Linked DNA regions of Mus musculus: all the other regions are linked to region 3. A link is a loop called in an ENCODE intact Hi-C map of the cell type or tissue named here. Cell type or tissue: left cerebral cortex. All regions are shown on one strand. Links, peaks and the distances in the headings refer to the core of each region. The heading gives the core; the rest is flanking DNA. Region 1 holds the start of Srgap3 (SLIT-ROBO Rho GTPase activating protein 3). Region 2 overlaps Srgap3 (SLIT-ROBO Rho GTPase activating protein 3). Region 3 overlaps Srgap3 (SLIT-ROBO Rho GTPase activating protein 3). Region 4 overlaps Srgap3 (SLIT-ROBO Rho GTPase activating protein 3). Region 5 overlaps Srgap3 (SLIT-ROBO Rho GTPase activating protein 3).

The links. Hi-C counts contacts between places; a loop is a spot of excess contacts. Peaks named below come from ENCODE experiments on the same cell type or tissue, not always from the same donor. Only the 100,000 strongest peaks of a DNase experiment are listed, where the experiment ranks them.
Region 1: it touches region 3 in a loop (2.2-fold over the local background); 4 of 42 quality-filtered maps call a loop at or near these places.
Region 2: a loop joins it to region 3, with 2.1 times the contacts of the local background. A loop is called at or near these places in 2 of 42 quality-filtered maps.
Region 4: it touches region 3 in a loop (2.8-fold over the local background); 2 of 42 quality-filtered maps call a loop at or near these places.
Region 5: a loop joins it to region 3, with 4 times the contacts of the local background. A loop is called at or near these places in 3 of 42 quality-filtered maps.

The regions. Positions count from the first base shown.
Region 1 is chr6:112,943,989-112,950,369 of GRCm38, forward strand. It overlaps Srgap3 (SLIT-ROBO Rho GTPase activating protein 3), which reads right to left and starts at 3,278. Exons shown (of 22, transcript NM_080448.4): 1 at 2,442-3,278. The coding sequence starts at 2,508. In left cerebral cortex, for the core only: a CTCF peak has its summit at 3,346; DNase peaks (open chromatin) are centred at 1,363, 1,603, 2,209, 2,631 and 1 more place; H3K4me3 peaks cover 3,039 bases; H3K27ac peaks cover 3,194 bases.
Region 2 is chr6:112,721,029-112,727,409 of GRCm38, forward strand. Srgap3 (SLIT-ROBO Rho GTPase activating protein 3) reads right to left here. Exons shown (of 22, transcript NM_080448.4): 21 at 6,185-6,381; 22 at 1-2,173. The coding sequence ends at 1,760. It also overlaps the pseudogene LOC108169181. Among named protein-coding and RNA genes, the nearest start is that of Gm26799, 24 kb to the left of the region's middle. In left cerebral cortex, for the core only: no CTCF peak of the experiment used is centred there; DNase peaks (open chromatin) are centred at 3,392 and 4,667; H3K27ac peaks cover 1,758 bases.
Region 3 is chr6:112,816,998-112,823,378 of GRCm38, forward strand. The region is part of intron 2 of Srgap3 (SLIT-ROBO Rho GTPase activating protein 3); the gene reads right to left. Among named protein-coding and RNA genes, the nearest start is that of Gm26799, 120 kb to the left of the region's middle. In left cerebral cortex, for the core only: a CTCF peak has its summit at 794; DNase peaks (open chromatin) are centred at 3,478 and 3,809; H3K27ac peaks cover 2,924 bases.
Region 4 is chr6:112,921,525-112,927,905 of GRCm38, forward strand. All of the region lies in intron 1 of Srgap3 (SLIT-ROBO Rho GTPase activating protein 3), which reads right to left. Among named protein-coding and RNA genes, the nearest start is that of Srgap3, 23 kb to the right of the region's middle. In left cerebral cortex, for the core only: a CTCF peak has its summit at 1,660 (motif pointing left); DNase peaks (open chromatin) are centred at 3,469, 3,957 and 4,699; H3K4me3 peaks cover 311 bases; H3K27ac peaks cover 2,559 bases.
Region 5 is chr6:112,875,375-112,881,755 of GRCm38, forward strand. All of the region lies in intron 1 of Srgap3 (SLIT-ROBO Rho GTPase activating protein 3), which reads right to left. Among named protein-coding and RNA genes, the nearest start is that of Srgap3, 69 kb to the right of the region's middle. In left cerebral cortex, for the core only: no CTCF peak of the experiment used is centred there; DNase peaks (open chromatin) are centred at 4,021, 4,766 and 4,911; H3K27ac peaks cover 2,434 bases.

The DNA of each region.
Region 1 (6,381 bases), core at 846-5,845, 130 kb after region 3:
CTTGCGACCTTGGGTAAGTCATTGAACACTGCCAGGCCTCAGTTCCTTATCTCTGAACCTGGGCTCATAGTAAGCCTTTTGTACACCATGTGGGCCAAGAACAGAGTCCCAGAAACAGGAGGTGCCTGGATACATCAATCCTTACCAGAGTAATTAACAGGCAAGGCTGTGGATGGAAGCCAGGGCCTGGAGCACGCCAGGCAAGTGCTCTACCACTGAGCTACATGCCAGGCCAGGCCAACAAATAACACTTTGGGAGGAGAGATTTCAAAGGGCCTTGGGTGCAACAGTCCTGTGATCTCCTTTATGGATGCCTACTGCAAGTGAAAATAAATAAATAAATAAACAAACAAACAAACAAACAAACTCAACCAGAGTGTAAAGACATCCAGAAGCTAGAAGAGACCAAATCTTTTGGGCGAATTTCCTGAAGAAATAAATCCCTTGCCATTGCCGCCTTGTACGTGCTAGTCAGTCGTTAAGTTAAAGGTGAGAGATGAAAGGAAAAGTGATGCTTTGTGGGGCCTAAGGGAAGGTTGGCTGCCTGGTGCAAGCCTTTTAAAGAGGAGATAAGCAGAGTTCTTACCAAGACACACACACTGTCCCAATATCTCATTCTCTTGTCTGTCAGAACATTTTTTTATGGGAATATCAATTTTTTTAAAGTAGTCAAGATAATCTCAACACACACACACATACAAACACATATGTAATATGTGTTATATATATATATATATGTTTTGAGAATATGTGTGTGTGTGTGTGTGTGTGTGTGTGTGTGTGTGTAAATTCACTCCCTAAAAAGTAAATATACAAAATTGAAAATTGGTTTTTGTTCTGACCGGCAGGATGAATCCCAGTCTCTGACAGCTAAAGGGCTTGTTTCTCAATTGACAGCAAGGCTGATACATTTAAGTCACTGTTTCTGACACTGAGCTGAAAACTAAGGAGGAGGCCCAGGGAATAGGAGAGATCTCTCTTCTTTAATCCCTGGGATCTACCCAGGGACGGTTAACATCCTGGCTGGGCCCACAACCAAAGACAAGGAAAACACAAAGCCCCTACCCCCACCCCATGCCTGTTCTCCAAAGCTTCCCCCCCCCAAATCAGAAGGTTGAAAGCAACACAGACAGGACAGACAGACAGCCTGAGGCTACTGATTTCCTGCGGTGTGGAGCCCTCAGGCAGCACAGAAACAGGCGTGGCATCCTCTGGTCACCAGAACCTCAAAGCAGCACCCTGCTCAACAGCCTCCAAACCAGGCCTCTCCACACCCACTGAAGATGCAGTGTGCCCACTCCGTGTGAGACCACAACACGCCCTGCGTCGCAGCAAGGAGAACCAAGGACTGGAAAGAAAATGGGTGCTCAGAGCCCCAGCTGCTTCTCTCCCCCACAGGCTCCGCAAAGGAGAAGCAGGGCAGGGAACCTTCAGCTCTCCTTGCTGAAGCTGTGCTTAGACAGCCCGAGGGTGCAGGAAGCCCACCGTCTGGCTCGAGGGCAGAGGCTGCTTGCCTTCTTTTAGCTGTGCAACTGGGGCCCTTCTCTTCCTCTCAGCTAGCAAGGATTTAGGGAGCAGCTTCTGCAAGAAGTATGGGTTCTATGCTACCAAAGCTGGAACCAGCACCCAAAGGGCATCTCACTCTCCTAGCAGGCAGACTTTCCCAGAACCACGGGAGCCAAGCGGCACCTACCAGTCCAAATCGTACACTGAGGTGTTGGCTTTTAACCAAAGCTGATGACCCGAAACACCGGTGTACAGAAGGACCAGGCTGCACGCTGGAAGATAATACATTTTCGGCACAGAACTCTCTCTTTATGCTTAAATGCCTGCATTAGTCTGGATCAATATGTCCCATAACAGTTAATCCATGGCAACTCAGACCAGGCAAGAAATGCTGACAAAGAAGGGCTACTTAAGGATGCGATGCACCCCCCCCACCCCCCCACCCCACCCCCACCCCCCGCAGCCCATACTCATGCATTTGAATTTCAGCCCAGAGAAGGCAGCAGAGGCAAAAACAACCACCCACAAAAGCCAAAAGAAGGGATGGGGAGAGCAGATCAAAAAATATATACATAAATAGCAAAGGGCTTTCTCGATGGGAGTGAGGGGGAGGAGGCCTTGACTGTCAAAATGGCCTTAGAGTGACATATCACTGCCAAGATGATGGAGTACCGGCGACACTCCTAAAGTCCCTTCCTCACACACCTGCAATGCAGAGATTTCTGCCCTTTCTGTAATTCACGCTCCCAGCCCAGGCACTATCTGCAGTGGGAGCCAGTCTGGACTTGTGCAGCCAGCACCCGGTCCTTCCTCCTTACAATAAGATTATTGCTGCATAGCAACTTCTCAAGAAGGCAGGGAGGCGAAGGAAGAGACAGCAGAGGGAGAGACAAGGGGACGGAGAGAAGGCAAAGTCCCTCGGCCCCACCACTCACCTTTTATTTGGGCTTCATATTCAGCAATGATCTCTTTGTCTTTCTTGAACTTAGTTTGAGATGACATCTTCCGACGTGGCAAAGAGAACTGACAGGCTGTTTGATCTATTTCTCCTTCTCTCTCCAAGTCCTCTCCCAAGCCTGGGTAATCACACAGCAATGGTCGATTTCACAGGTTTCAAGGGCTAATCTCTTTTACTTGGCTACAGAGCCCCGGGGTTGAAATCCTTCTTCTGGGAGGAAAATGCTCTCTGCTGGCAGGGAAATGGCTCTAGTGGCTTGCTCTGGTCAGCTCCTCTTGCAAAAGAAGTCACCCTGGGAGTACCATAACCTGCCCCAGATTTCCAGGATTTTTCTTCCAAAATAATAATAATAGCAGCCAAGAGCACACACAAACACACACACACACGTACACACACACACACAAACACATTCACGAGTGCACACACACGCTCACCCAGACACGCTTCCACGCAATTGTGCTGTGCACACACCCATCCACACCACAAGCGCGCGCATACACACACGCGCGCACACACACACACACACGCATACACACACACACCCTCACTCACACACACACACCCGCTTGCTCACTCATACACACACATCCACAAGAGGCGCGGCGCCTCCTGGGTCGTGTGGCCAGTCTCCGGTTCGCTTTGGAAGGCTCTGCTAAGGAAATGGTCAGGTTGCCAAAGGACCGGTCATCTCTCATCCTCCCTCCGGTCGATCGGCGCCTCGGGTCTGCTGGACGGTGAGGATCAAAACCAGGAGAGGGAGGTGGAAGTTTTCCCGGCTGTAGCGTTTTAGCTCCGCTGGACCCAGGGCTGGACTGCTCACCCTGCAGGGCTGGCTGAGCTCTCCCCCACCGCCCTCGTCACTAGACTCCGCCTCCCGGATTTTATAACAACTGACACATTGTAGCCTACAGGAGAGCTGAACTAGCTGCAAGCAAAAAGGGGAAGAAACGCTCACAAAAGGGAAGGCGGCAGGAGGGGGAAATCAGGTTGGGAAGGCCTGGGAGGCTCCTGCAAACTCGAGCTAGTAGTAGTTAGGCTGGAGATTTTCTAACAAACACAGAAAGATTCTTTTCTTTGCGTCGTGCTCAAACTAGCAACTATATGACGAGTTGTCACTCTGCCTGAGACTCTGGCAGAGTCTGATGCATGCAGGAGAGGCCACTATTTTTGAAAGAATTACTTGATAACAGGGACAGTGCCAGAGGTTTCAGCTTTGCAGAGAGATCTGGCAGACAGGGCTGCCTTCAGGCTCAGAGAAGGTGGGACAGCGCCATTCTGACTCCCTCGTCTTAGTTCCTTTACCAGTAAAATAAGCTCTCTTTGGAGACTCTTTAATGGACAATTTCAACAAATACATACAAAAAGCTTACTAAAGGGCCCACTGGCGTTATAAAGGCAAGAAGCACCATATGACAGTACAACAGAATTTAACTACACGCTGAATGATAGAATGGGTAAAAATGACAAGTGCTAAGAATTGAAAATATTACAGAGCGGGGGGATTCAAATGTAAAGAGCTTTTGGGAGATGGAGTATGAACAGAAACAGTTTGGCTCAGTACCTAGGTACACAGTAAGCTCCCTATAAATAGTAGCAACTATGGTAACCCCAGCATCCTAGGGGCTACATTATATATAAGTGGAAAATGACTTACCAGGGTGCCAGCATTCCAACCCAGACAACAAAACCCACCAGTAGTAAAGACTCAGTAGGAGTCTCCAGCATTTCATTAGAGAGTCCTAATTTCATTGGCATTTCAAATAGTTCAGTGTGGTAGGTCAAACTGGCATCAAGTACCATAGGATGCCTGATAATAAACTGTCATGAGAGTGTCTTGTCCCCCAAGAGTTCACTGAAAGAGACTTCCATAACTTTCTCAAACTAGGTACCACCTTCCACTTGTCCTTCTGGAATGGCCCAACATGTGATTTGGCTTGGGTTTAGAAATGAACAGGTTATCCGTACCAGCCTCTAAGGGCTCCCCAAGAGAGTATGCAGCTAGAACGGGTCTGGAGAGGTAGGTAAAGTGAGACAGGGTCCTCCCGCCTAGTGATCAGTGGGTGAGCACCAAGGGCTCAGTTGGGGAATGCACAGCAGCTGCCTGAGCAGTTCACCTGGTGAATCATAGGCTTATTATAGCTCTGGACACAGAAAGAGGAGGTTACAGAGTTCATAAGCAGATGCCACAGCCCACATCCTCCTGCCTCACCCTTCCCAGGGACATGTAGGCCCTCTGCTATGCAGAAGCCACAAGTGTCATTAGAGGAAGATATGCTCAGAGATTAACCTGCCTTAAGCCTAGATCCTCAGAGAAAAGTGGAGTTAGTGTCCTATGCCCTGGAATGTGAATATGCAGCTAACCAGATTCCTTCCTGTCTCTTCTAGGAGCCTGGAGCCAGGTGACTCTGACTGCTCTCTGTGGCCGCTGGGAGCAGGAACCCAGGAAACGGCCATTCTAGCCATGAGGAGAATTTTTAAACCACACATGCATGTCAGAGACGCATACAGCGCGCTGAGCCATGGGAATGTCCCAAGAAGCCATGAGACAATAAAGCGAGATGTGTCAGAGAATGCCTGTTGAACAGCAAGGGCTGGGTTTCTTTCTCAGAAGAAAGATGATTTAGAGTCTGGCCCAGCCACATCCCAGCTGTGTGGCCTCCATGTCGTCTCAGAACTTCAGTGTTCTCGCCTATCAAATGACAGTTCCACGGAGACCCCACCAAGGGGCCAAGCATCAGAGCTGTGGCGTTCACAGACACTGGGGACAAAAGCAGGTCAAAAAGGAAGAAGAAAAGAGGGGAGAGAAGGGAAGACTCGGACAGCCACAAAGTTGTCACCAATGGAGGAACCTATATTGTCTCAAATCCTCTGTTCCTGGGAAGAGGTCAGCAGCCTAGGCAGGGCCCCTGCACTGTGGCCTCATCTTGTCCCTTCCAACCTTCCCCACAGCTCACTGAGGTCTGGGTCACTCAGACTGACTCAGACTGTCTCCCTTCTGCAACAACCCCCTCCAAATGGCCATTGTTCTTTGTTGAATGAAACCAATTGCTATTGCTAATGTTTACTCTTCACAGGGCAGTAACAGAAAGAAGACCCCCCCTCCCCATAAATTTGTAACTGAAAAGGGGCAAAACCATGTGACTTGATCTGTGCGTTCCCCCCCCCCCCAACCAAGAATTAGAACAGTCATGGAAATATGCTCTTTCACCCAGGCCTGTTTCCTGAAGGACTTTAGATATTCCTGAATTGTACTGAGGTTTTATTCTACTTCGTTTTGTTTTGTTTTGTTTTGTTTTGTTTTGTTTTGTTTTGTTTTGTGTCCGTGTTTGCCTGCGTGTGTGTGTGTGTGTGTGTGTGTGTGTGTGTGTGTGTGTGTGTGTGTGTGTGGTACATACCTGCTGCCCAAGAAAGCCAAAAGAGGGGTCAATTCCCTGAACCAGAGTTGTGAGCTACCATGTACCAGGAACCTAACCTGGGTTCTCTACAAGAGCAGCCAACATTCGTAATCACTGTGCTATCTCTTCGGCCCCCAAAGTTACTTTTTAAAAACGATTTCTTTATTTCTTTATTTTGTGTGCATTGGTATTTTTGCCTACATATAGGTCTGTGTGAGGGTGTCAGATTTCCTGAAACTGGAGTTATAGAGAGTTTTGAGTGGCCATGTGGGTGTGAACTTCAACCCCACCCAGGTCCTCTGGAAGAGCAGCCAGGGCTCTTAACCACTCAGCCATCTCACCAGCCCCTAAATTTTTACTTTTTTATTAAGGCCTCCCTGTGTATAGATGACAGCCCAAATACTCCATATAGATCTCATAGATATAGGTAGGTCCTTGCTATACCTCATTAGGTCTGGTGCTGTAAAAAAAATCTTTATTTTCAAATTGGGGAAGCAGAGACACAGAGCAGAGAGCAATTTG
Region 2 (6,381 bases), core at 913-5,912, 96 kb before region 3:
GCTCCTGTGGGGGCTGTGACACAGATTCCAGATTGTGGATTGTAAAACTTGGAGGTAGGCAGAGAACCAGCCAGTGTGTGTGTGTGTGTGTGTGTGTGTGTGTGTGTGTGTGTGTGTGTGAGAGAGAGAGAGAGAGAGAGAGAGAGAGAGAGAGAAGAGGAGGAGGAGGAGGAGGAGGAGGAGGAGGAGGAGGAGGAAGAGGAGAAGGAGATATCCTTGGTTGGTTTGGCATGCAGAGGGAGAGTAGAAATGGTCCCACTAGGATTTGATTCGCCTGTGGTGCATTATCCAACAATTCTGGAAATATCTGGAAAATGGAGACAACAAAAAAAGCAGGTAAAACGGAATCAAACAAGAGCCATGCAGGAGGCTGCTGTGACACTACAGAATCACGTACCTTGTTTCTACCACCATGTTTGTCTACATTAACTGCTTTAGAAGGAATGGAAGAAGAGGAGGGGAAGGGAGGGTGAGGAGCACTGCCGTTTTCATAGCATCCCAGCCTACGGTGCTTCCTAGCACAGTCCTCCTAGGATGGAGGCCAAGGGATGGCTGGGCACTGGAGGCTCCAGCGGGGAACAGAGTGTGGACTGCTCTCAAACAGACATGATGTGACTGAATGCCTCCTTGCCCATTTAGTTCCAAATCTGACAAAGCATAATCAGTAGAACGAGGAGGAAAAAAAAAACCATTAAATATTTTGAAGATGAGAGAAGTAAAACTTGTACAGTCAGCACAGATTTGTCCCTACAGCACGTGTAAGGTTTGAACTACTCCATACTACTGTTTTGGGTTTTGTTTGTTTCCTCCTGTTCTCCCCCACACCCCCAACCACAGCATCTCACCATCCTGAGTCAGTATACAAACTCAAGGGTCTTCACACCAACTTCCCCTGTGCCTTCTGGGGGTACAGTTGACCTTTGGCCTCCGGGTGACAGGGCAGGGTCTCTAGGGGGGTGGGTGAAGGGTTTTCTATGAAGGGTTCCCCACCTTTAGGGGCAGCCTGCTTGGGGGTACTGCCTGCCCCACCCTTCCTTGAGGGGCAGACAGACTGTTCTGGAAGGCCACGACTTCTGGAGACAGCTGGAGACTGTTTCTGGTTTTGTGTCTCTGCAGGTTAGTGGTATATTGCTTCGTTCGCAGTTACTGTGGGGCCTCTAAGTTCTCCCAGAGAAGTCCCTGCAAATCCCACCAAGTAAGAGTGGGAGATGTTTGGTGGCATGGGTCTGAGGTAAATCTAAGTTTCATAAAAAGAAAAAAAAAAGGAGCGTCTATATACAGTTAGCATGTGTGTATGTCCAGCTCTCTAGTATATGTATATAGATGCATAAATATATATATATACACACACCTACAGACACATACGTACACATATGCGTATATATGCATGTATTTATATACATACACATATATACGTATGTAGAGAATATCGAGAGAATAATTTTCCAGTGACAATATGAGAAGCTGGTAAGCATCTGCCTCAATCTTAGGAAACACTGTCCTTGGGACTGATCTTGCTCCAGCATTCCTTGGCATGTCTGTTTGCCTACAAGAGGTCTGTGGCATTCACATGGCTGAGCGGGAGTTGCAGCTAACGCCTGGGCCTCTGCTCTCCACAGACATACACCCTCCCAGGCTGACCTTCCAGGATCTGCCCTCCAAGGCCAGGAGATCCCTGGGAAGCTAGTGGAAGCCACTAAGGCCACCCTAGGCCTTGGTGTGCTGCAGTGGGCCATGGCAGTGTCACCAGTCCTGCAGGTCACATGGTGCCAGACTTGTCCGAGGAGCTATTAGGGAACATCTTCTCCGTGGGTGTCACTGCCGGGCTGCCCACACCTGAGCTGCTGCTGCTGCTGGATCGGTGCTGAACCACAGGTCTGACCGGACGCATGGGGGGCGGACGCAGCTGGGCACCAGCCAGGCGAGCTGACAGGGCTGGCTTGAAGGTGGTCATCATCTCCGTCGATGAGCTGCTGCTTCGGCGCATAGCAGCATCAGGGTCTCGGATGACAATGGTGTGCAGGGGGCTGGCGGGCTCTGAGCTGATGGGGCCTGGTGGATTCTTCAGGGGCTCCAGGGTGTCCAGCACCACATCTGGTGCCTGCTTGACAGTGTTCTGTCTCTCAAGTTCCCGCAACTCATGCAGAGCGGTGCTCATGGTCTTCTCGATGTCCTAGAGGGCAGAGAGGGCTCTGGTCAACACAGTGTCTTCAGAACTGCTAGCCAGTTCAAGACTTTCCAGAGGATGTTTTCTGGAAGCCCTATGGCCCAGAGGGAGATCAGACCCCAAGGGCGTCTTGCAACCAACTCAGGGAACCAGCGCGAGCATTCATTCCCTGTGCCTGCCCTGAATAGGAAGTCACCTTCATAAAGGCAGATCAAGTTATGGCAGGCAGACAACATTCAGTCAAAAAACGGACTCTACTACCGCCTTATTATGGAGCTGCATTGACCACTCTGAGCCTGAGAATTCTCACTGGCAAACTGCAGACAATTACAATCCCTCCCTCTGAGGGTTGATGGATATATAAAATGATCGGGACCTTGCATGGCACCTGGCACATAGCAAGCACTCAGAAACAGTAATAACAGTCCCCGCTGCAATGATACCTAATGCTGAACACTTATCCAAAGCTTTGAATAATTTATCGATAAGGTAGAGACAACTATTACACACATAAGGAAACTGAAGCTCAGTCTAGTCAAGTCCCTTGCCCAGGGTCACACAGCTAAATAACAAGACAATGCAAGTCAGAACCCAGGCAGTCTGGCTCCAGGGTCTCTGCCCCAGCCATTGTGTTATTGTTCTTTTGTTTTGCTAAAAAAAAAGTCCTTCATCTTAGAGGTAGAAAGATGGCTTAGTGGTTAAGGAAACAGGCTACTTTCCCAAAGATCCCAGGTTCAATTCCCAGCACCCACACAGTGGCTTACAACCTGCTGTACCTCACCTGCCTCTGTGGGCACTGTGCAAATGTGGTCTACAGACATCCATGCAGGCAAAACACCCACACATGAAATAAAATGGAAAAAAAAAAAACAAAGTCTTACATTTTAACACATATGGGTATCGAGAGAATTCATACTCCACCCTACCGAATTATATAACTGTATACCAGTTTTAAAATAAAAAATCATTGCCCAAAGGGAAATGACTCTCTACAGAACATATACCGTGCATCCTAGAGTGACAGGAAGACCGCTTTCCTCCCAGTATTATGATCTAAAAGGCTCGTGTGGGGAAAATGTAGATGGCACGTCATTGTCTCTGCAGCCTCATTAAAAAGAGAGTACCTCAGGAGTCAGAGCTGTGGCACACCTCAGTGAGCTCCTTGTCTACCAATCCAGGGCAGGGCTAGGGCTGAAGGCAGCACTGACTAGAAGCTGAGCAAACTGGGCAGACACCAGCCACTCGGGACTGCAGCCCACCCATCTGTTGGAAGCCCACACTCACTGGGAAGATGCAGTGAGAGGATGGACAGGAGGAAGCTCTGCCAATTGCCAGACAGTGGTCATCCAACTCCTCAGAGTTCACGTCCTTGTTCATGGGGCTTTTAATGGGGCTGCTGCCGTATCCAAGCTGATCTGACCCAGAACCCACAAGAGGGCACAAGGGACCTGTCTTAAAACCTCCACTTGCAGGTGCCATGTGCAATCTGAGCCATGCTGACTGCTAAGGGATACTTGTTCTTAAGCAGTCCGAGGCCAGCCCTGGAAGAAATGCATGGCTCTGGGGAGACAGATGGGGCTGGAGCCTGGAGATACTGAAGAGGCCTCTACCTACCAGCGTTCTTCATGCTCTCCATGGATCTGCAGGCATCCTCCTTCCTGCCAGACTCCAAAGTTTCCCCAACCAGCCTCTTGCTCACCTCCCTGTGCAAGTCTATCCCATTTGCTCTCTATATCCTGCTAGTGACTAAAACCAGTTTTATGCCTCCCCTTTATGATTAACTCTTTGCATGCTGTGCTGGCAATTTTAAGAAGGAATCTTTGGGAGTTTCTTTATTCAGAGGCTCAGTTGTAAGTGACTCCGCAGGCAGGACTCTTCTCCCTATGTATTGTGCAGGGTCACCCCAGCCTCTAGCACTGTTCTGGGACTTAGTCTCCTATTGTCCCCACAATCCCTTTTGTTTGCTCTAATGTAACGGGAGCTGAAAGATAAAAGTGTCAATAACTAAGATGAAATTTTCTCATCTCCCCATCCCCGGTAGAGTGTAAATGGGAAAGACAGAAAGCTCAGCGAAAGGTGGGCTGAAGGGTTTAGGCTGCAGCCTTGCATTAGTCTGATGAGGAATGCATAAGTCTGCCAGGTGAAGCTGCAGAGAGGCACTGGGGACTGAGGGACACCGTGGGGAAGGTTCTCATTTGTCACTTCCTCCCCACTTCAGATGACAGTGCTGCACATTTCCATAGCAGCCTCGTTACCAGAACTTTAATTCTACATTGTTCAGGGCATTTGGAGACCAGAGAATCTAGGGTGAATCCATCTACTATTTGAGGTTCTCCATACCACCTCCCCTTTGACTCAGAGATGAAGTTGAACAAGTAGGTAGCTGGCCAGCGTCTTCTTGACTGTTTCCACCGTTTCCCATGAGCTTCAGTTTCACTTCCACCGGTGAAAAGCACTATCCAGTTAGAGTGGGTGTGCACTCTGACAATGTGCATAGGATTGCTGAGTGTATTTCTTAGACTAGGCTGACGAAGTGCTCCCCAAATAAAACTAAAGAAGTCTGGCAATGGAATACACTCTGTTCTTGCTGGAGATCCACAGTGCTCAACAAACTATTGCAAAGCTCTAAAATGTCTTGTCAATACACATTTCTACTTAGAGTACCACAGCATAAATGATGCTAACTGCAGAATACCCCACAGGTATCTCATAGCAGTCTGCGATGTGTTAGACACAGTGCCCCAGACTGCATTTGAATGGCCATGTAGAGCGCCTCAAGCCAGCTTTATGAAGCCTCTGCCCCATTGTGACTGGCAGAGTCTTTAGAAGATTCTAGGTGCTAGGGGGATGGTTCTCAAGAGATTAGCCTTCAAGGATAGAAGGTCAACTTGGCTGTCTCCTTTGCATGGCCCATGCCAAGGTACTGACCCCAAGTACTCTCTGGAAGTAGGCATCAGTACATGAGGTAGAGGCCACGTGTGGAGTTCTAGCTGGTGGTGCATTGCTTCCAGTCAGGGGATTCTCTGAGGATCTTCCCTGGACTCTTGTAAGGACGTGCTCAGAAGCTCACAGGCTAACCTCAACCCCTTCTGAATGGTACTCAAAGGCCATTAGCACAAGAGATTTCCCCTCAACCTGCAGGGTCTCTTGGGCCCCGTTATCTCTTAAGTGAGAGATAGCATCAAGAGAGGTGTGTAATGGACCGCTGCCCCAAATTACAGCTAGGGCAATAACAATGGAGACTTCTGGGAATGCAATATCCAAACTAGACATGACCAGTGACGTGAACTGGTAAACAATGCATTGTGCTGTTCATCTGGCCAGTGTGTGGGGGGGAATCAAACAAAAAACAAAAACAAACACAAAAAACAAACAAAAACGAACAGGAAGTACTCTAGAAGAGCCTGAGCTAGTCTTCCATTCTGCTTCTACTATTCAGTCCTGCCCATCTCCTCATCTCCTCCCAGTGCATTACTTCTAAACTGTAGACTCTCAAAATATGATGTAACCCCTCCCCCCACTTATTAAAGATGCCTAGCCTAGCAGCCATTTCGTGTCGGCAGTTCTCTTTAACTCTAAGCTCACATGGGCAGGGCCAAAGTGCATCAGGTCTCCACTGTACTTCATCGAAGGTGATGGATGTCACCCAACAGATGCCCAGTCAAGATTCATCACTAAATCAATAGAGTCATGAACAAAGGACGGATGCATGCATGGATACATGGATAGATACATGCATGGATACACGGACTTAATCATAGCATCTCAGGGAGAGGGCTGCCATTGTCCCAGTCCCATAACCCAGCTACCCTCTCTCCAGCCTGAACACTGGGGGGGGGGGTGTCTTCCAGTCTTTCCAAGGGCCATAGCTAGTGGCATGGAAAGGAAGCCAACTCATTGTCTTGTCTGACTCAGTCTCAAGTCCCACCAAGGCCACTGTGGTCCCCACTCTGCACTTCCCACCCTCTGTCCCACTGGGTGTCTCACTGGCCTAAGTGTCTTCTGTGGGGCCCTTACTTCTGCCAGGGCCTCAGCCTCCAGGGACTTGTGGTCCCCTAGGCTGCTGTGTCGCGTGGAACCGCAAGTCGACCTCATGGAGAGCCCTTCTGTCAGCGCCTTCTTGTCAGGGTAGTTGATACTGCCAGCGCTCCCGAAAGTCGCCATCCTTCTCTTCTCAGGGCTCTCGATCCGTCCCCGGCTGAGGGGGATTTTGT
Region 3 (6,381 bases), core at 566-5,565:
GAAGAATATCTCTGATTATTTTATGGTCTCTAGGTCTGTGCAGTGGAAATTACAAAAAGACATTTCCTCTCCTCTAACCTGTCTACACTAACCCTGAGAGTCCCCTGGGCTCTGGACACTTTTGTCCTTCTCTAAAGAGCTCCTGACCTCCTAGAAACCAGTGTGACAATGACAACCTTGTGCGAGTTGGCCAAAAGGGCTTGGGCTCTGGGCGTGGTAAAAGGAGCAAAGGAAGACACGGGTACCTATGGGACAAATAAGCTTTTGTCCTATAGTGGCCGATAGATGCTCAGACTGACTCTGGCTGGACATTATGCTAAAATGGGGTGTCACACTGTGATCCCCTGGAAACAGATCAGAAGCTCATTCTCCAGCCTTAGGCCTGGCGATCTGGGTTTTAAGAAGGCCTCCCGGGCACTCTAGTGTGAGCTGGAGTCTGAGAAGCTTTAGCTATGCAGTAGCTGCTTCCCAGGCTAATGAAACAACAGAGAATCCCTCTGTCTCAACCTTCTCAGAGATTCCTCTGTAGGGCTGAGAAGGCACATACACTCTTCTGTAAGGAGAAAGGCAAAAGGCTAAACTCAACTGCAGTCAATGACACCATCTTAACCCTAGGTGGGAAATTCGTGTTCTCCAAGACTGAATCTTTTTCTTGGTGTACTTTCTAGTGTGGAAAGGCTAAGGCCCTCCACTAGCTCCAGAGGCCCCTAACCCCGCCTTGTTCTGCCCCTGCAGCCACTGTGGCCAAAGCTACTGAGGTAGGCAACTCCCACTGTGACTGCACCTCCTCACCAGGGTGCCCCCCAGGGGTGTTGTAAAGAACTGCCCCAGGGGGTTCTGGGATGTTCCTCCCTCACCAGCTCCCCAGCTCCTGGAAGTTTAGAAGGTAAGAAACCCATTTAACTTCATGGATATTCTTTTTCCTTCTATCAACAAACGGGCTGAAAATCTATGCAGCAAACATTTGGAAGAAGAGATAGAGGCAGTGGTCAGACCAGCAACACTAGCTTGACCTGGGAATAATGGGAGTACACATTGTCAGGGAGGATATTTGACTATCTGAGGAAACATGAAGAAGATAGAATACTAAAGATTTGTCCTTTGCTGGTCACTGGAAAGATCTGTTAAAATTCAGTGCCAGCCAGGATCCCAGTGTATTAACTCCACAGCGGCTCCTGGATGAGCTGTGTTTATCAACAGGCCAGGGGCTCCTTGTCAAGAGGCTGAGACAATAAATAAACAAATAGATAGATAGATAGATAGATAGATAGATAGATAGATAGATAGATAGATTAGATAGAAAGACAGACAGACAGACAGATAGATTGAAGGAAAGAAAGAAGAATTGAAGAGGGGGGCTGTGTAGGTCAACGATGCAGACACACCCAGAGCAGTCTCTAGAGTAACTCCATCCATCCTGCTAGAGTTGCAAGAAGCCCAGGCACGCTCCTCCTATGCACTTGTACGCCAGTCTCTTCTGTTTGCATGCCAGGTTCTTCCTGCTGGGACATGCACACATGCCCTTCTCGCTACCTGGACCATACTTTGCACCTCCTTCTTCCCTGACTGCCTCCTCTACTTCTTCAGTATAGCTCAAATGACATTTCCTTCTCAGAGAGCAGTCCCCTGACCTTGTCTGAGCATGGCAGATTTCAAGTGTCCTCTCTGGCCCGCAACCCTGGCGTTGTGCTGCAGCTTGGTGGAAGTACAGACTGTCAGGAGCATTAGTCAGAAACCCTGGGGTTTGGCCTGGCACCCCTGCTTCACAAGCCCTCTTGGGGACTCTGACGCATGTTTGAGAAGTTCTATGTTAAAGTTTGGATCTGAGTGTCTCCCATGAGGCCGTGCATTAAACACTTGGTTCCCAAAGTGGTGCTGTCAGAAGATGGGATCACCTATAAGAGTTGGGGGGCCTTTAATTTACTGAAAGCATAGTCTCATGAGACCCCATTCTTCCTCTTCTACACTTCCCAGGCAAGGGGCTATCAGCTCTGCTGTGCCACGGATTCACACCATGATATGCTGTGCCCTACACACACACACACACACACACACACACACACACACACACATACACACACACAGGAGACCTGAAAGCCTACTTACAAACTGAATCCTACAAGACTGTGAGCCAAAAGATAACTCTTCTCTTCATAAATTATCTCCTGGAATGTCTTATAGTTCCAGGAGGCTGCCTGATATATGCTGCTTTTAGTTCCATGTCCCACCCTCACCTTTCTGAGAGCTCTCAGAGCACAGGCAATGTTTCCATTGTACTCACTGCCCTCAGGGCCCAGCAAGGTGCTGGTTACCACAGAACACATGCTGCAGAAGATGACCCTTGAGAAAAGTTCTCGCTTATACTGGGTCATTGAAGGTCAAGTATGGAGTTTCCAATCAGACGTGTGTGTGTGTGTGTGTGTGTGTGTGTGTGTGTGTGTGTGTGTTTGTGTATACACGAGAGAGAGAGAGAGAGAGAGAGAGAGAGAGAGAGAGAGAGACAGAGAGACAGAGAGAGAGAGACAGAGAGACAGAGAGACAGAGTGAGAAAGAGAGACAGAAACAGAAAAAAAAACAGGCAGACAGTCAGTCAGGCAGGCAGGCAGACAGACAGACAGACAGAGAGTTAGAGAGAATAATAAATTCTCTCAGGAAGCCCCAAATTCTGAGAATGCTACTAGAGGATCATTGACAGTAAGGCCGGAAAGACAAGCTAGAGGCCTGATTGCAGCAGATGTGGAGTGTCAGGTCAAAGCAGTTGGAACCCTGCCACCCAGGACACAGAGGTTTGAGCCCATGTTACACACTAGAATAGCCTCAGGAACTTATGAAAGTACCAGGGCAAAGTGAATTCAGTGCTCTAGGATGCAGCTTGATGTTGGTGTTCTAAAATGTTCGACATTTTACTATGTAGTCAGAGTTGAGAATTCCTGTTCCAGGACATAGGAAGTCACAGAGGTTATTTACAAGTTTAACCAATGTGTGTTTTGGAAAAAAAATCACTGAGAGAAATTGGATGGTGTGTAGGGACATAATGGTTAGATGGATGGATAGACGGATGAGTGGGGTAGATATGTAGGTAGGTGGCTGGCTGGCTGGAGTAGATACATGGATGGAGGGGTGGGTGGGTGGATGGATGAGTAGGTGGAAGGATAGAAGATACAGATGATGAGTGGATAGATGGATGAGCAGGTGGGTAAGTATGGACATAAACAGACAGCAGCACCACTCATGAAGGAATCCTAGGCCAGTAGAGGGAGAAGGTGAATGCTGGGTGGTGGCACTGGGACCACTGAGGTCCAAACAAACACTCCTCAGCAGGGATCGTTTTATTCTGAAGAGCTGCTGGAAAGGGGAGTGGGAGTAAGAGAGAATGGTGGCTCTGAGATTTGGCTTTCGGGCAACTGGGAGGAAGCCAATGACACAGACTATGGAGCACTGCAGAGAAGGAAGCAGGTTTGGGCAGAGAAGACATCCCATCTCGCTTCCTACTGCTTCCTGGGTGGTGATAGAAATGAAAGGATTAAAGGAGAGATGCCATAATTGAGCTGTTACTGAAATTGCTTCAGGGGCTTAGCTCAATCTGGGATGCAAGAACTGAACAGCATCTGGGGAATTAAATGTGTAAAAATTATGGACGTTTCAGAGGAAAGCAAAAAGGCGAGTGATTATGAAAGAACTCGGAAGTGCAAGATTGACTTTAATGATGGCCTTTAATTAGGTTGCCTGGCCAGAACGAAATGGCAGAAGACAGGCAGAAAGAACAGAACCTGTGGGGCCAGGAGGTGGCACAGCCCAAGAGCAGGTTGTGGAAGAGTGTAGGAGGGAGGAGGGGGAGGGGCAGGAAGAGGAGGTGAGATGCAGCAGCAGCAGCTAACTTGTGGGTACATGCATTTATATGTGTTCACATGTGAGTGCACGCATTTGCACATGTTCACATGCACCAGCTCATCCAGGTGCTGTGTGTGTAGAAGCTCAAATTCTCTTGTGAGCCTCTGTCTGAGCCTTCCACTCAGTAAGAAAAATACACCATAGACAGGAGATGCTGCTGCAGCCTCATTAATGTATGCATGGGAAAGAGGCTGCAGAGCCTCCCCATACCAGATCCAGAAAGCACTTTCTAGACTTGGGGGGGGGGTAATCAAAGGCTAGAGCGGACATTCCCAAGGCAGAGCCTTCTGGGTAGAGAAATATGACCAAAGGGCCAGCCAAAAGAAGAAAAGGGCATGTTGGTTAGCTGACAGGCAGCTGAGGGGTCCTACATGATACTCTGGTGTGAGACCCAGGGTGACAAATCGTGCCTGGTGAATCTGGTGAATAAGGCAGAGACCAACAGCAAAAGACCTTTAAGCATCATTAGAGAGTCTAAGCTTCATCCTGAAGTCATCAGGGAGCCATAGAAGGATCTAATGTTAAAAAAAAGGAAAGGTATGAACTGTCCATAGTGGGACCCTGAGAGGACAGGGAGTGGCATCCAGGGCCAAGGGAGAAGTGGAGGGATTCAGGGCCTGGGTATTGACTGGATTTAGGAGGCAAACTGGACAGGTTTAGGGTGGGAGCAGAGGAGGAAAAATCCAGCATGGCACCTGTTTTCTGGCTAGGCACCCAGGGAACTAGAAAGAGCCTTTGGGAATGAAGAAAAGGTTAGAATTTTGGCTGGGAAGGGAGACAGTTCCCCCCTCCCCCAGAGTCTGACAAGGCTGCAGTCAGAGAGGCAACTCTCCCCACTCCCATGACAAGGAACAAGGAAGGGACAGGCAGGGGGAGTGAACCTATCTGCCTTCTAAGCAGCATGCCCACTCTGAAGTTCCACCAAGCATGGGAAACAGCTAGCTCTGCCTTCCCATCTCCTCCCTGTCCTTTGGCTACACAAATGTGTGGGGCCCCGCTCAGGCCAACTCAATGCTGGGCACAGTGGCTTGAATGAGAAATGTCCTCGGTAGGTTCCTCTATCTGGACCCTTGGTCCCTGGTTAGGTGCTATCTGGGGAGGTGAATCCTAGCTAGTGAAGAAGCCTCAGTCATTATGGACTCCCCTCTGGAACCCTAAGCCAACAAAATGAACCTTTTCTTCCCTGAGTCTCTTTTAATCATGGCTTAATCACAGCAACCAAAAGCAATGACTACACCAGGTGAGCTGTCCACAGCCAGGATTAGAGTTGGAGCTAGTCATGCTGCAGAAGGATACCAGACCCTCACCACCACCTAAGTGGGCCACCAATAAGAGTCACCAAGGGGAAACAAAAAGACACCTGGCCCTGGGAGGAGTCCTCTCCTATGCCTACCTCCTCTGGATGTTACCATGTAAAGGTCACCTATGCTTGTGGCCTAGCTATTCAAACCATGTCACTAAACACAAGAAAAGAGCTTTCTCGTTGTTATTCAGTGGCTCATCTGCGCAACGCCTTTATGATGGGCAATCTGTAGGGCCAGGCTCAAGAGAGCCTTTGAGCGTGTGTGTTCTCCACACAGTTGACAGTGTGCTGAGGGAAGACAGTCACTGGACATGTCCCGGTTGAGTGTAGAACTAGATGGTCAGAAAGTGCTAGAATGAAGGGGCATGCCGTGCCATAGGGGCTCAGAGCAGGAGTCTTGAGACCTGACTTCGAGGTTCACTGAAGTGTCTATGAGGAGAAAGGTAAGGTAGGCTTCTAAGAAGAATTAGAGGTGGCAAAGGAAAAGTACTAGACGAGTGGCCTTCCTGGGGGGCAAGGAGTTGGGCACATACATTTAAGGGACTCAGTAAAGATAAGCGAAGTAGAGGAAGCAAGATTCATAGGGGTGAACGTGGTGGATAGTGAGGCTGGAGGATCCGCAGGGCAGCTGGGTCCTGGGGGGCCTGCTACCTCATCCCATGCACCATCCGCATTATGGGGACTGCAGAAATCAATATGAAGAGTGCAGGTGACAGATGAGGGTGGAGTACCAGGAACCTGTGCGTCCGCTCTCCTTTTCCTGGGACCACACGTTCTTTCTTCAAAATGGCACCCAGGGCTGATCTCTAGCTCACTCTGCTACTGTTCCTTGCTGCAGTCTCCATTTTAGAAGACATTAAAACGAAGCGAGCCAGCCTCCCCTCATCTCAGGCACACTAACTCTCTTGCTTTTCTCATCTTGCCTCGAAGCCTCTCCCCGGCAGGCAGAAGCTGCTGAGCTAGGACATAAGGGCAGAACTACCGCAGATGTATATATTTTCTTCTTTATGGCTAGAAACTAGCAGTGAGCATTTCTGGTGAGTCACAGCTTGCTCGCTTTCTTTGGCTAAGAAAGGTGGGAATGAGGTTCCAAGAGACTGAAGCTGGAGAGGCCAAGCCTTGCCAAGCTGGTGAGTTAGGAAAATGAAATTAGCAGCAAGCTAGCTCTGCCAGCTTCCCGGCTGGGG
Region 4 (6,381 bases), core at 772-5,771, 100 kb after region 3:
GAGTATATAAGTTAGCAAGTTCAGAAAACAATCAATTAAGTAGATTTCTTTTTAATATTTTACATATATATTATACATTTGCATAGAGTGTGTGTGTGTGTGTGTGTGTGTGTGTGTGTGTGTGTGTGTGTGTGTGGTGTGGTGTGTATGTGCAGACAGGCAGGCTTGAGGACAACTCTGTTCTCCCTCCATGTGGGTCCTAGGGGTCAAAGCCAAGACATAAGCAAGCAGCTTTGCTCACGAGCTACTCCACTGGCCCGAGCTACTCCACTGGCCTGAGCTTCCTATCCTCTAGGACTTGCCAGCACCATTAAGGGATAAATAAAAGGAATCTCTCAAGAGAAAACTCACTAGAGTGTTTCCTACACTCATCTGATCAGAGAGCCCTTGACTCGGTGACCTCTTAAAGGGCCAGTGACCCAAAGTCTAAGGAGGTCCTCATCTGTCAGCCCAAGACCAAAGTAGCCCTGAGATACTGCTGGGAAGTCAAGCACACAGAGAGGGATGTGCTGTGCGGTCCACAGGCCATGTGGCAGCTGCCTTGCCTGCCTCAAAGACAGACTATCTCCGTTTACCAGCAGCCTCTGAGAACAGACACAGGCTTCAAGGAGTCATCTGCCTGTCTCCAATGACCTGCTAGTTGTGACATGCCCCTTGGCCTTCATAGAAAAGTGCATGGTGGAGGGTTAGCTTGCAGGCAGGCTGTGCTGTGATTTCATCCCTTTCCATGAAAGAACATCCCATCAGTGTGCCTTTATGGAACGCCTGGATGGCAGACAGGGACGTCTTTCCCAGGTTTGACTAGCTCCTCAGGCTGCCCAGGAATGAAATGGGCTCCAGAAGTTTCCTCGTGCAAAATCATTTCATAAGCTATGCCGCTCCGAAGGGGCCAGGTGCTTCTGACAGCTTCCTCAACCACCCCACAACAGACCCCTCTTGGTACTCTCACGGTCAAGTCCATATCTTTAGCCCTTCCACATAATATCTGCAGCAAAGATGGGGGTCTTGTCACCAAGTATCACCCAACCCGATTCATAGAAAATTCACTTAGACGCAAGATGTCTCTACTTTCTGACTGAGACCCATGGACATGCCTAGGGAAGATTGAGCTGGTCAGAGAGAAAAGGTCAGAACTCTAAGAAGCAGGATGTTAGTGTTAGGATGTAATTTACAAGCGAAAGGGCTTATCCACTCTAGACTGCCCTCAGCTAATTCTTCTAATAAATCTGGAGACCTGTGGGAACTGGGGCAGAGAGAAGCAGGAGGAAGGTAGACACAGAGGAGATCACAATCCACTCCACCGCAACCCAGACAACTAAGTAAGTTCTATCCAAGCAGGCTGGATGGTGGTACCTGCTCATTTGTACCATCCCTCCCCTAAGACCCCAATATCTTCCACATGCCAAGTGCTTATGGGTGCCTGGTTACTCCTGACAACTGCTGCAGTTCACAAAATCTTCATGCCCATGGAAGAAGGATCCTCTGATGCTCCACTCCTAACACAAAGGTTAGGCTGGGGCTGGAGGGATGGCTCAGTGGTTAGAAGCCCTGGCTGCCCTTGTAGAGGACCAGGACTGAGTTCCCAGTGCCCAGATGGCGACTCACAACCATCTGGTGCTCTGGTTCCAGAGGATCCAATGCCCTCTTCTGGCTTCTACGGGTGGTGCATGCATGTGGTGTGCAAACTGCCCATAAAATAAATAAATAGATAAACTTTTTAAAAGTCAAGAAAAGCAAAATGAGAAATCAGACTCAAATAATGATTCACACACACACACACACACACACACAGACAATCCAAAATGGCTACCACACAGCTAACCTGTGGACAGTCAGATAAGTTGACCTATGTCTATATTTGAAACAATCAGACCACTTCTTTAATGACAAGCCTGAGAACGCTGCAAGAACTGACTATACCAGGCAGTGTTAGAAGGTGCCCCAAGAACTTCAAAATCCTAAGCTGAACAATTTTGGTCTAAAAATTAAAGAGATAGACACAGACAGAAGTCCAGTCCTTTCCATCATGGAGCAGAAAAGCTGACTAACAAGACTGAGGTAGGCCTCGCCCCCACTGGACTTCTGCTCTGGATTAAGTTCCTGTGATTGCTGCCACCAGATTCCAAATCTTCCCAACTCAAGCCAACTCTTCCTTAGCCACTCCCAGATCCCGGCAGCTTTAAGACAGGCTCCGAAGCCAGACTGGATGGCTCTTAGAGGGGGCGGCACTTGAGCAGAAACACCCTATCTCAGTTCTTCTCCTTCTCATGTCGCACTTGAGACACCAGACGTGGGGACAGGTGTCCTATACACCTCATGATGTAGGCATTGCTGATTATATCACTGGCCATTGGTGAACAACCCCACTCCTCTTTCTCTCTGGAAGGTTTAAAAAGGATGGAACTAAAAGTCTTAACCCTCTAACCTGGCCTGGGATAAGATGTCTATGCAAGACTCCTTTCTGATCCAGCAGCCAGCCTAGACCTACCAAAAGACCCAGACATCAGATAACTTATTAGCATACAAAAAATCCTTTGAAAATTCCAAGGATTTTAGAAGTTATAAGCCAGGAAAGAGACAAAGGCCAAATATATACATCTCATTATCACAGTACTTTGTGTGAAATCTGGAGCCTTTAAGCAGAAGCTCCACATACACCCCCACCCCTGTCAGCCCAGTATCTGCTTGAGAGCAACTACATCAAGGCTCTCTAGTCCTAGTACCCTAACCCCTACTAGCTACAGACTCTCAGAGCAAGGACACTCTGCCAGCCCTGCTAAATGGAAGACCACCATCTATGTACAAATGGATAGAGGGATTTGTTGCCAAAGAGGATGCCAGTGTTCTGCACATCTCCAGACCAGCCCCACCGCACACAAGTCCTAAGGATGAAGAGTTGGGTCAATCTAGGAATAAATATTGAGTGCTTTGGAGCCACTCCAAGAATACATGGGATTATTATCTTGAGATGAAATCACTAGGAATTGGTTGTATAGAAGCCACTGAGTTGATTCAGGAGCAGCTAGACGGGCACCCCTCCTCAATGGACTCCCTGCTCCCCACACCATTGAGCAGACAAGCCACTACAGTTAAGGATGGCTCCCTAAATGGGTCCCACACTCCCCAAACTGATCCTGATGCTGTACAGTGGCTACCATGTAAAGTCCAACAGGTACAACGGGTCACATAAGTGGGTAGAGAACGACAGCCAAGCGAGAGCTCAAGTCATGTGGCACCCAACCCTGGCTGAAGCTACCACGCAGCAGTGCCAGGCCAGCGCTGCCAGACCCCTGACTCTTTACAAAGGTGCCGGAAGGCCAGATTTTATGTGAAATCTTCTCAGTTTTACATGTTGGCATCAAATTCGCATTTTTAAAAGACACAGCCTAGGCCAAATAAAACATCTGAGTCTGCACTTGGCCCACGTGCTGTCTGACTCAAAGCTCGCCTAGGAGTCCGGTTTGTAAAAATTACCAGTAATGTATAAAACAGCTCCTGTCCTCTGCATCTCCGGGAAGACTGACAAGCATCCGGAAGTCAGGTAGGGGTGGAGAGAGGACAGTGACTGCCATTGTCTAAATTACTTGGTGAGAAACAGTCGTTTGTGTTCCCATTTTGGCCACACAGCTGCTTCTAGTCAGCCTCTTCAACTCATCCTGCTTCTTCTCCCACTGAGAGCAAGACTCGCAGGCTTGCTAGAGGAAAGGCTTGCCTCTGCTGAGCGGCTCAGGTTTGAACAGCAACCTTCCATGTCACCTAGAACAAATACCCCTCTGAAGCCTCAGTCCCCCACGGTGACAATCTTGGGCAGGGGCATCTCACTGAGCCTCAAACACCTCCTACCCAGGAGAGATCAAGGCTTACTGAGGCCGCCTGCCTGTCTCTTCAAAACAGCTCTAACTGTTAGAAAGATCTTGCAGACACTAGACTTCTATAAACACAGCCCCAGATCAGATTGGGTTTGCTGGCAGCTGCTCCTTGTGACTCACACTGAAAGTCACAGTCAAGTCGAACCTTGAGTCTTTTGCACAAGGACTGTCGCTGAGCCCATCGCTCCACGCTCTATGGCTTGCACTGGACCAGAGGGATTTTTCAGACACAAGGGAGAGACTTTTCCACGTTTTCCTTATTAAATTTCAGCCCACCTACATGCTGCAATGAGGAGGCCCTCTTGCTCACAGGTACAAGCGGAGCACATTTTAAGAGGACCAAGCCCCTGCCACCACCCTGCAGATTCTTGAGGACGAGGCTCTGCATTTGTGATACTTCTAATTGATAACACAGATGGTACGGTGGACCCCTGCCAGTAAACACAACCTTCTCTCTACTTCTCCCAAGCCCTCTGCAGGAGATCATATTTATGGAGTGTTGACTCCAGGTTGATCCATTCCTCCAAGATCAAAGACCTCAGATATCCCAAAGAGCTAAGCAGACAGCAAGGAGTGAGACAGGTCAGTGGACACTTCCCAGTGCCTGGGAAGGGGACGGCCACTATTCTTCCCTCGAAGAATGATATTCTTACTTTGTGTGAAATGCCAAAAGTCTGGATTTTTATGTGAACGCTCCTTTTTTCTTCTCTCTCTCTCTCTTTTTAAAGAAACCCTCTTGGTTTTTAAAGGTTGGAAGTGAATCAGTTTCTGTAAGTGCTACGAAGCCAAAGAAAATATGCTGGTGAGTCTAACTTGCCTGCAATCTGCCACGGCTGCTGTAACTATTCTAAATTTCATTCTTGGATCCAATCAAGCCCTGAAAATCTGGGTATGAACAATAACAGAGTATTCTCAGCTAGTATGACCTGTGCTGCAGACACTAGATAAGAACTGAACCTGGACCGTATTATCTAATCCTCACAAAAGTCCACTGAGGTAACCATGGAATGGGGGAAGACACTAAGGCAGAGAGAGAGAAAATGGACTTGACTAAGGTCAAGAAAGAACTAATGGGCGAATCTGGGATTCAGTCTAAGGTCTCTCTGATTTGAGAGTCCATTGCAGAGTTCTTGGACCAGGCTGTGCAGAATTGTTCTGTTTCTAGTTCAATGGTAAGCAATTGTCACCTTACGTTGAATTTTAATTATCAAAAACATATCACAGGAGCTGGAAAGATAGCTCAGTCAATATAGTGCTTGTCGTGAAAGCATGAGTTCACTTCTCAGCACCTCTGTAAGCTAAGCATGGCAACATAGAGCTGTAATCTTCCCGGAGGGGAAGCAAAGACAGGAGGCACTCCAGGGCTTATTGGATAGGCATCTAACCAAAAAGGTGAGCTCTAGATTCAGTGAGAGACTATGTCTAAAAAATTAGGTAGAGTGATTAAAGATATCTATCTCAAGCTCAAGCTCCCCCCCCCACACACACACACAAATAAAACTATATTATGATTAAGGACACTATCCACCATATCTTTAGGTCCTCAGTGACCTCCAGCAGCTTCAGGTACATCCCCAAACCTCCTCAATGATAAATCGTTGGCTAACAGTCCTTGACCAACACTATCCTGCCCTTGACTCCAGCTTCAAACTCATCCTCAAAGATAAATCCAATGGTATGCTATTGGTGAGGAGGAGACATGTGGAGAAATGAACACCCACTGGACAATCTCACTGTACAAACATCAGAGTGTACCCTCCAGTTGGTGTTGCATGGGACAGGGTTACATATGTGGTCTGTTGTTGACTAACACTTTGTTCTTTACATGTGACAATAATGACGGCATTTCCATTGTGAAATTTTCAAAGATGACAGCAACTTAGAGGCATTTCCTTACAAAAGACATTGAAGTGTGTGCTACACTGGCATGCTATGCTTGTCATGCAAGCCAACCTGGAGAGCCCCGTTTGAGACAGAAAATAAAATAGAACAACTTAGGCAGATGCAGAAGTAGAAATCCAGAAGCCTAGAGAAACTAGGCAGCTTGAGCAAATGGATGAAGCAGCAGGTGCGGTAGAAGGGATTGTGCGCACTGAGATGGCTAATCTTGATTGGCAGCGAGACTCAATGGGGGTAACCATGGAAACACACTGAAGAGTATATGTGGGCATTTCCAAAGGACTTAACTGAGGAGGGAAGACCCACGCTAACTGTGGTCAGCACCTGTCTATTGCTGGGGCTGGTGAAATGGAGGGCTAGACCTGATCCCTGGCACTGAGCTCTCCATGGGTGTCTTGACCATGGGCAGCCCCAGGCTCACCATGATGAACTCATAACCATGAGTCAAAGTCAGCTCCTCCTTAAGCTGCTTCTGTCAAAGCAATGAAACCATAACTAATACAGGGGGCTGAAAGGCCCCTGGCCAATGACAGCGTCCTGTGAACTGGTGGTATCTGGTCACCAATCTGAAAGGGTCAGGGACGTGCAACATGTATATGAAGTTGACACCTCT
Region 5 (6,381 bases), core at 914-5,913, 59 kb after region 3:
ACATATTAAAATTTAAACTTGCAGTTGAAATAGGTTTGGGGAAAGGTTCAAAGAGCCCTGAGAACACACAAATGGAAGGCATTAAGTAGGTCAGAGGGAACATAAAGTTTGAGGTCCTCCCACGGGTTTAAGGAGGAAGCAGCAGAGTAAATTCAAGTAACCATGAGGCCGTGGCAGTCTGGGACCTTAGAGACCATGCTTAGGTGTCTAATGTGTGTGTATTTCTAGGAAGAGCCTTCCATTGTATTCTTAAGAGTTCCATGACCCTGGCTTAGATTCAAAAGATCCCATTGTCAGGGTCCCACTGTAGGTGTCACTGGCTTCTTCCATGGACTGTCAGACCATGAACTTGGATACTGAGATCATCTGTAGTTTTTATTTGACAAATATCCACGTCCCTTTTCTTACTTCCATCCCATACTTACACCTTGTTGTCGCTGGGGAGCTAACTCTACTTTTAACTGCAGAAGAGATCATGTGGCCCTAAGCCGGCCATAAGAGAAATGCAACCCTACTCTGAGCTGGGCCTGTGGCAGAGCAGGATCAATGGATGTCGTCAGTGCCAGGACCGCTGGAGCAACGCCTAGCCTGAGCTCTCCCGTGTATGGCGGTCAGTAGACATCAAGCCTGGGGCAGCTATAAGTCATCCCAAGAGCTCCAAGGATGAAGCCTGCCTGTAACAGTAGTTTGCAAACCTGGAGGGAACCCTCCTTCCCTTGACAACATCAGATCCAGACGGCCCATAATCAGAGTTCTCCCCTGTCAATCACACAAGCCAAAACGTGCCTCTTTCCAGCACTTCTGCATTGCATTTCTGAAGCCAGTGGTTCTTATGGATACATCTCAAGTTTTAAATAAATGGATAGTGAAATGTATGGCTACATGGATACATAGCACTAGGGCCTCTTGAGTCTTGGGCCAGGCTTGACAAAAGCCCATCAGCTGCCAGCTCTTTTGCTGTCTCTCTGTTCTTTTGCCCTCCTTCCCCACAGACCTCAGGATGAAGCAGGATTTTGCCTCTTCTTTTTCTAACCTCAAAGACCCAGAGAGAGAAACAAGTGGGGTATGATGTTTGTTCCTGGTATAGACCCAGAGATGACCCCAGAGACTAGCTTCTTTGTGGCTGGGACAAGAACAGCCTGGCAAACCTTCAGGCCACAGCTGAAATGGTTGCTTGAACCAACTTAAGCTCCTTTGCTGCAGTTTCAGTCCCCGGGGCACTGCCCATCCCCTCTCAGGACTCTTGTCAGTCTCTGCCTCTCTCCCCTCAGATCAGGTCCTTACTCACTCCAGCCTCGACCTTTCTCTTCTCCTTCCATTTTTAAAATTGTAATTCTTATAGCCTTTCACTTATCTAAGCAATCCATTGACTAACAGTCCATTGCCCAAGGTTTAACACGTGCCCCTAAAATCCACTCGCCACAATCGGTTAAACTGATCTCAGAACTCAAATGAAATCTGCAAACATTTCACATCTTCTCATTGGCCCCAAAATAATTCCCTAACTTTATTGGGCTGAGCAAGTCCCTGCCTGGTTTAAACCCAAGTTCTTCTTCTATCTCACTTAACAAGGAAGTCACCTCTTCCTGTTACTTAGGTCTCAGCTACCTAGCCACACTTCTTGAAGGAGGCCGAAGCCTAACCACTGCCAGATTCCTTGCCTTCCCCACAGATCTCTATATGCTTTTCTGCCTATCTTAGGTAGGAAGGCCAGACTGCCTAATAACACAAGCAAGTAGCATAGAGGTGACTGCTCCTGTCAACACTCTGGGTCAGACATACCTCAGCTTGAGCCCTAGAGAAGTGGCCTGGGGGAAGTTATTCATCCCAGCCAAGTCTCTAGTTCAACATCTGGGAAGTGAGAGCAATCAAAGGCACTAAAAGGCTCCCTGTTCATTATTGATGCTGTTGTTAAAGATGCCACCTAAGGTTGGCACCAATGGGCTTCTGGTGGCCGCAGCATAAAACAACCAAAACAAGTCTACAAAGAAGCTAGACATTGAGTTCCTATACTCCTGATGTCTTCACTTTTCCACCCGTGCAATGCTGCCCAACGGTGAGGGCTACTAGGCCAACATTTCCGAGTGTCTGTCCCATTCCTTGGCACAGTAAAGGGATGTTTGACAAGTCAGAAAGACAAGGAGAACAATGCTTCAGAACATGTGTGAGGGTGCTGGGGGTGTAGCTGAGTTGGTAGAGTGCTTGTCTAGCATGCATGAATCACAGAATTGGTTCCCTAGAACCTCATAAATTAAGTGTGGTGGTATATCCTATAATCCTAGAACCTGTGAGGTAGAACAGGAAGATCAAGGTACAGAGTGAACTTGAAGTCAGCCTGGACTAAATAAAATCTGAGAGAGAGACAGAGAGAGAGAGACAGAGACAGACAGAGAGAGACAATGGCAATGAGGTCTCCTCTACTGACCTTGATAATCACAGGAGAGGGTATCTTGAAGAAGACACATGGTCAGCCCATAGGGAAAAAGAGAGAGGAAGGGATATCCACATACAAGTGACACCTACTAGGAAACCTTTAATAGCAGAACTCTGTCTTCAAAACACAGGCTCCTGGGTTCCCACAAGAGTTAACGAAAGTTAAGGATGAGATAAACTGGCAGCCATGCCATATACCCTCATCACCATAAAGGACCTAGATCAAGGGTGTCAGGACAGGCCCAGACACTGTGGGGTATACAAACATCACATCTGACCCACTTAGTATGAACAAGGATCACAAAGGGAGTAGAGTCAGAAAAGGTGGGCAAAAAAAAAAAAAAAAACATACCCTGCAATCACACCAGAAACCCAAAGCCAGCAAGCTTCCCGAAGTCCAATCAATTCTTCAGAGCCTTGCTGGGTTCCTGGGTCCAGGCTACTCTCTGACTATCCTTAGTCCATGCAGCTCCCAGAGATATGTCCCTGTCTGAGAAAGCACCAAGGATCGCTTCCTACCCTCTTCAGGTCCTGAGCTGCATCAGACAGAACAGGCATCAGGGGTACCTGACAACATCCAGTTTCCCTGGGTAGAGGGCTTTTCTCAGTGTCCCAAGTAAACTGTCTAATGGGTTCTGTAGCAGAAAGTGTCGGCTGTTTTGGGGTGAGTGGCATTATTCAAAGACTAAGGACAGTAGACATGAGGCTCTAAGAAGTTCCTGGTGTTGATCATTTCCTTGTCTTAAGGGATAGAAAGGCCAACTAAAGGGGAAAGTAACTATGTTCATTTTCTGTTCCTTCTGAAATGAAGTTGCCCAGACTCAAAACTTAATAGAATCCAAATGTATTGTCTCACGGCTCCATAGGACATTAGTCCAGATGGATGGATCTGGGTTTTCAGTAAGGTCATACAAGGCTGAAATCAAGCTGTCAGAATGAAACTTTTATTGGAAGATTCTAGAAGACTCTCTTCCTCCTTCTCCTCTCATTTGGTTTGGTCTGGTCTGGTCTGGTCTGGTCTGGTCTGGTCTGGTTTATTGAGGTGGTCCTATTATAAAGTCCAAGTTGGCGCCCAACTCAAAAACCTCCTGCCTCAGCCTCCTGAGTCCTGATACAAGTGTGGACCACAACACCCAACTAGTTCCCTTCTTTGCTTCTATCCAGAGAAAGTTCTCCACTTTCAAGACCTCATATGCCTATTTAGTGACCCCAGGAGGTGATCCAACATGATCTTCATAGTTTAAGATTGTTTTAGGGTACACTGAGTCATCCTCCCCAAAAATAGACTGTAGTTCTGATCCCCACGGTCTCTGAATGTGGCCATTAATCATAATATCTTACAGAGGTGACCAAAATAAAAGGAGGCCACCAGGGCAGATTGTGACCCAATATGGCAGATACTCTCGGGCACCACAGAAGAAGGATAACATGATGTCACAGGGAGAAGGTGGCCGTGAACTGGAAGGAGGCAGCTGCAAGCCAGCAACTCTAAGGACTGCTGGCACGTGCCCAAAGCCGGAAGAGGCAAGGAAGGATTTTCTCCCAGAGCTGTCAGCAAGGACATCTGCAGGTGCCTGCTTCCAGACTTCCAGTCTGCAAAAAAGAGAGGCAAGGCATTTCTGCTGGTCTTAAGCCAAGCAGTTGGGATGCCACACTGCAGCAGGAGCCTTCTGCAGCAGCTCACCTGCTCTCATTGGATTTTAACCATCCCCCATGAGCCGTGTGTTTATGGTTTGATCCCCAGGGTGACACTACCAGGAAGTGGTGGGACCTTCAGGAGGTCCTCAAGTCATTTCAGACACATAGGAACAGGACTATGGGACTGTAGAACCTTTGCTTCCTGGGTGTGGGGGTGACTGGTCTCTACTGAGAGCTCCTGTCATGATGTGCCTTCTTACCACAGACTGAAAAGCAATGAGGTCAACTCACCAGGTGATAAAACCTCAGACACTGTGAGATGTAATAAATAAACCTTTTCTCTCTATAAATTAACCATCCAGGGCATCTGTTATAGTACCAGAAATGGGATGAGTTATATGTCCATAGGAAGAGCCACTACATGTAAAATATTATATACAAATGTGCACAAACCCAAGCCTGAGAGAGCACATTCTAAGATGCTAACAGAGTATCTGTGACAGGTAACAGGGCCTTTCAATCTCAACGCCTCTGAAATATCTGAACATTTATAGCCAGCATGTAATGCTTTTTCAATCTTAAACTATTCTTAATTTAAGCACACACCTCCCCCAGGGAACCAGTTGAGCATGTCCTTCCACACCCACATGCTTATGCCATCATGTTAAAACACAAATTTGCTATCACAGATGCACACTGCCTAACATTTGCCTAAAGACCTCCTCATCAGCATCAGCCCTAACTCCTACCCCCCAGCACAGCCCCCGCAGCCCCTCCAGCTGTGCCCAGAGCTGAAACTCAATCCTCTATGGCTTTGCCTCTTTTGTGCAACCAGATGCAGTAACCACTCCAGCTCCTCTCGGTTCTCAGCTTGCAAGCTCCTGAAAGGCTCTTTGTTGCCAGGCAGAATGCTTTCTGGGGCAGTCTGAAAAAATACTCTCTGCAGACATTTCCATCTGCTCTCAGGAGGCTCCGCTCCATAGAGGCTGAAGGAAGAAAAGGAACTTCACCAGGGTCCCTAACCCCTCCACCGCTCTGCACCATTCTGCCTGAATCTCTTGCCTCCTCCCAAACTCGAGGCATCAATTCATCTGTCTGCAGAGGGATGGAACAAGGTGGTGCCAACAGCCACGGTGAGGAGATGCCTGGCAATGCACCTCCTCTCTCTCAGTCAAGGCCTTTAATATGAGTTTCCAGAGTTTGAAACGATTTTGTTTCACAGCAAAAGCACAGGGCTAAAAGAGGGGGACTTGTAGCAGGTGATGTGTGTCTTCAACCCTAGCACTTGGGAAATAGAGGGAGGAAGATTGGTAGCACAAGGTCAGACTAGGCTACAAGAGATTCTGTCTCAAGACATCAGAATGATATGAATGGGCTTTGCATCTGCCTTGATACATATCTGAGCGACAGTGGATGCTGGCCGTAGGTCCTTCTGCCTCAGGTTTTACATTTTGAGATCCTCTGCTTCTTACAACAGGAAAAGGCAGAGCTCGGGTTCAGTGTGAGGCTTAAGGTGACTGTGCTTAGCTGGTGCTTGCTGCTCTCAGGAATGTCATCATTGTCATCAGATACACCACCACAGAGCCTACCCTGAGAGCAGTTATGGTCTGGAATGGGAGACAGGCAGAGTCTCTGTGTAAAAGGCATTATGTGGAAGCTAAGATCCAGTCGATGATTAAGAGATCGCTTACAGCTTAATAGGAAAGGTTAGAAGAGGTGATCCAACCAGCCCAGCTCCTCATGATGCCACCCCTCTTCCCAGGAGCCTCTTCCCTACCTCCAAAACCTGCCCATAAACAAGGGGTCTAAACGAGTCCCAGCCCCACCAGTATCTTCCACAGCAAACAGTCAGGGCCTTGCTTGTCCTGAAGTCCCGGTCTGCTGGCTGCACACGTAAGTTGCCATCACCCTTGTGTCCCTTGTTCTTGTTCCTCCTCCCCAGACTGAAGTCTCTCCCCCTGGGAATCCCTGCCCCACGTCCCCTGTGCTGCATTCTGTCCACCTGCTAGATATAGGTGCCTTCACCACTACTGCTGACCCCTCACTTGCCTGCAGCCAGCTCCTCTCAGGTTGAGCATCCTTGAGACCCACACAGTGTTTCCATCAAGTTGAGCTTCGTCCCCCATCTCCTCGGTCTATGCCTTTTCCAGCCCGTGTCATTAGACACTCCGGTGCTCCAGAAAAGGAAAGAGAATGGAGGACAGAGTGCTCAGAGGAAGGAATCATCTGACTGCAGGAGAGGCTGGTGCATCAGTGGGTCCCCATTTATAAGGACTTTGAAGGGCAAGAGTTGAGAAGTTTTTGATGCAT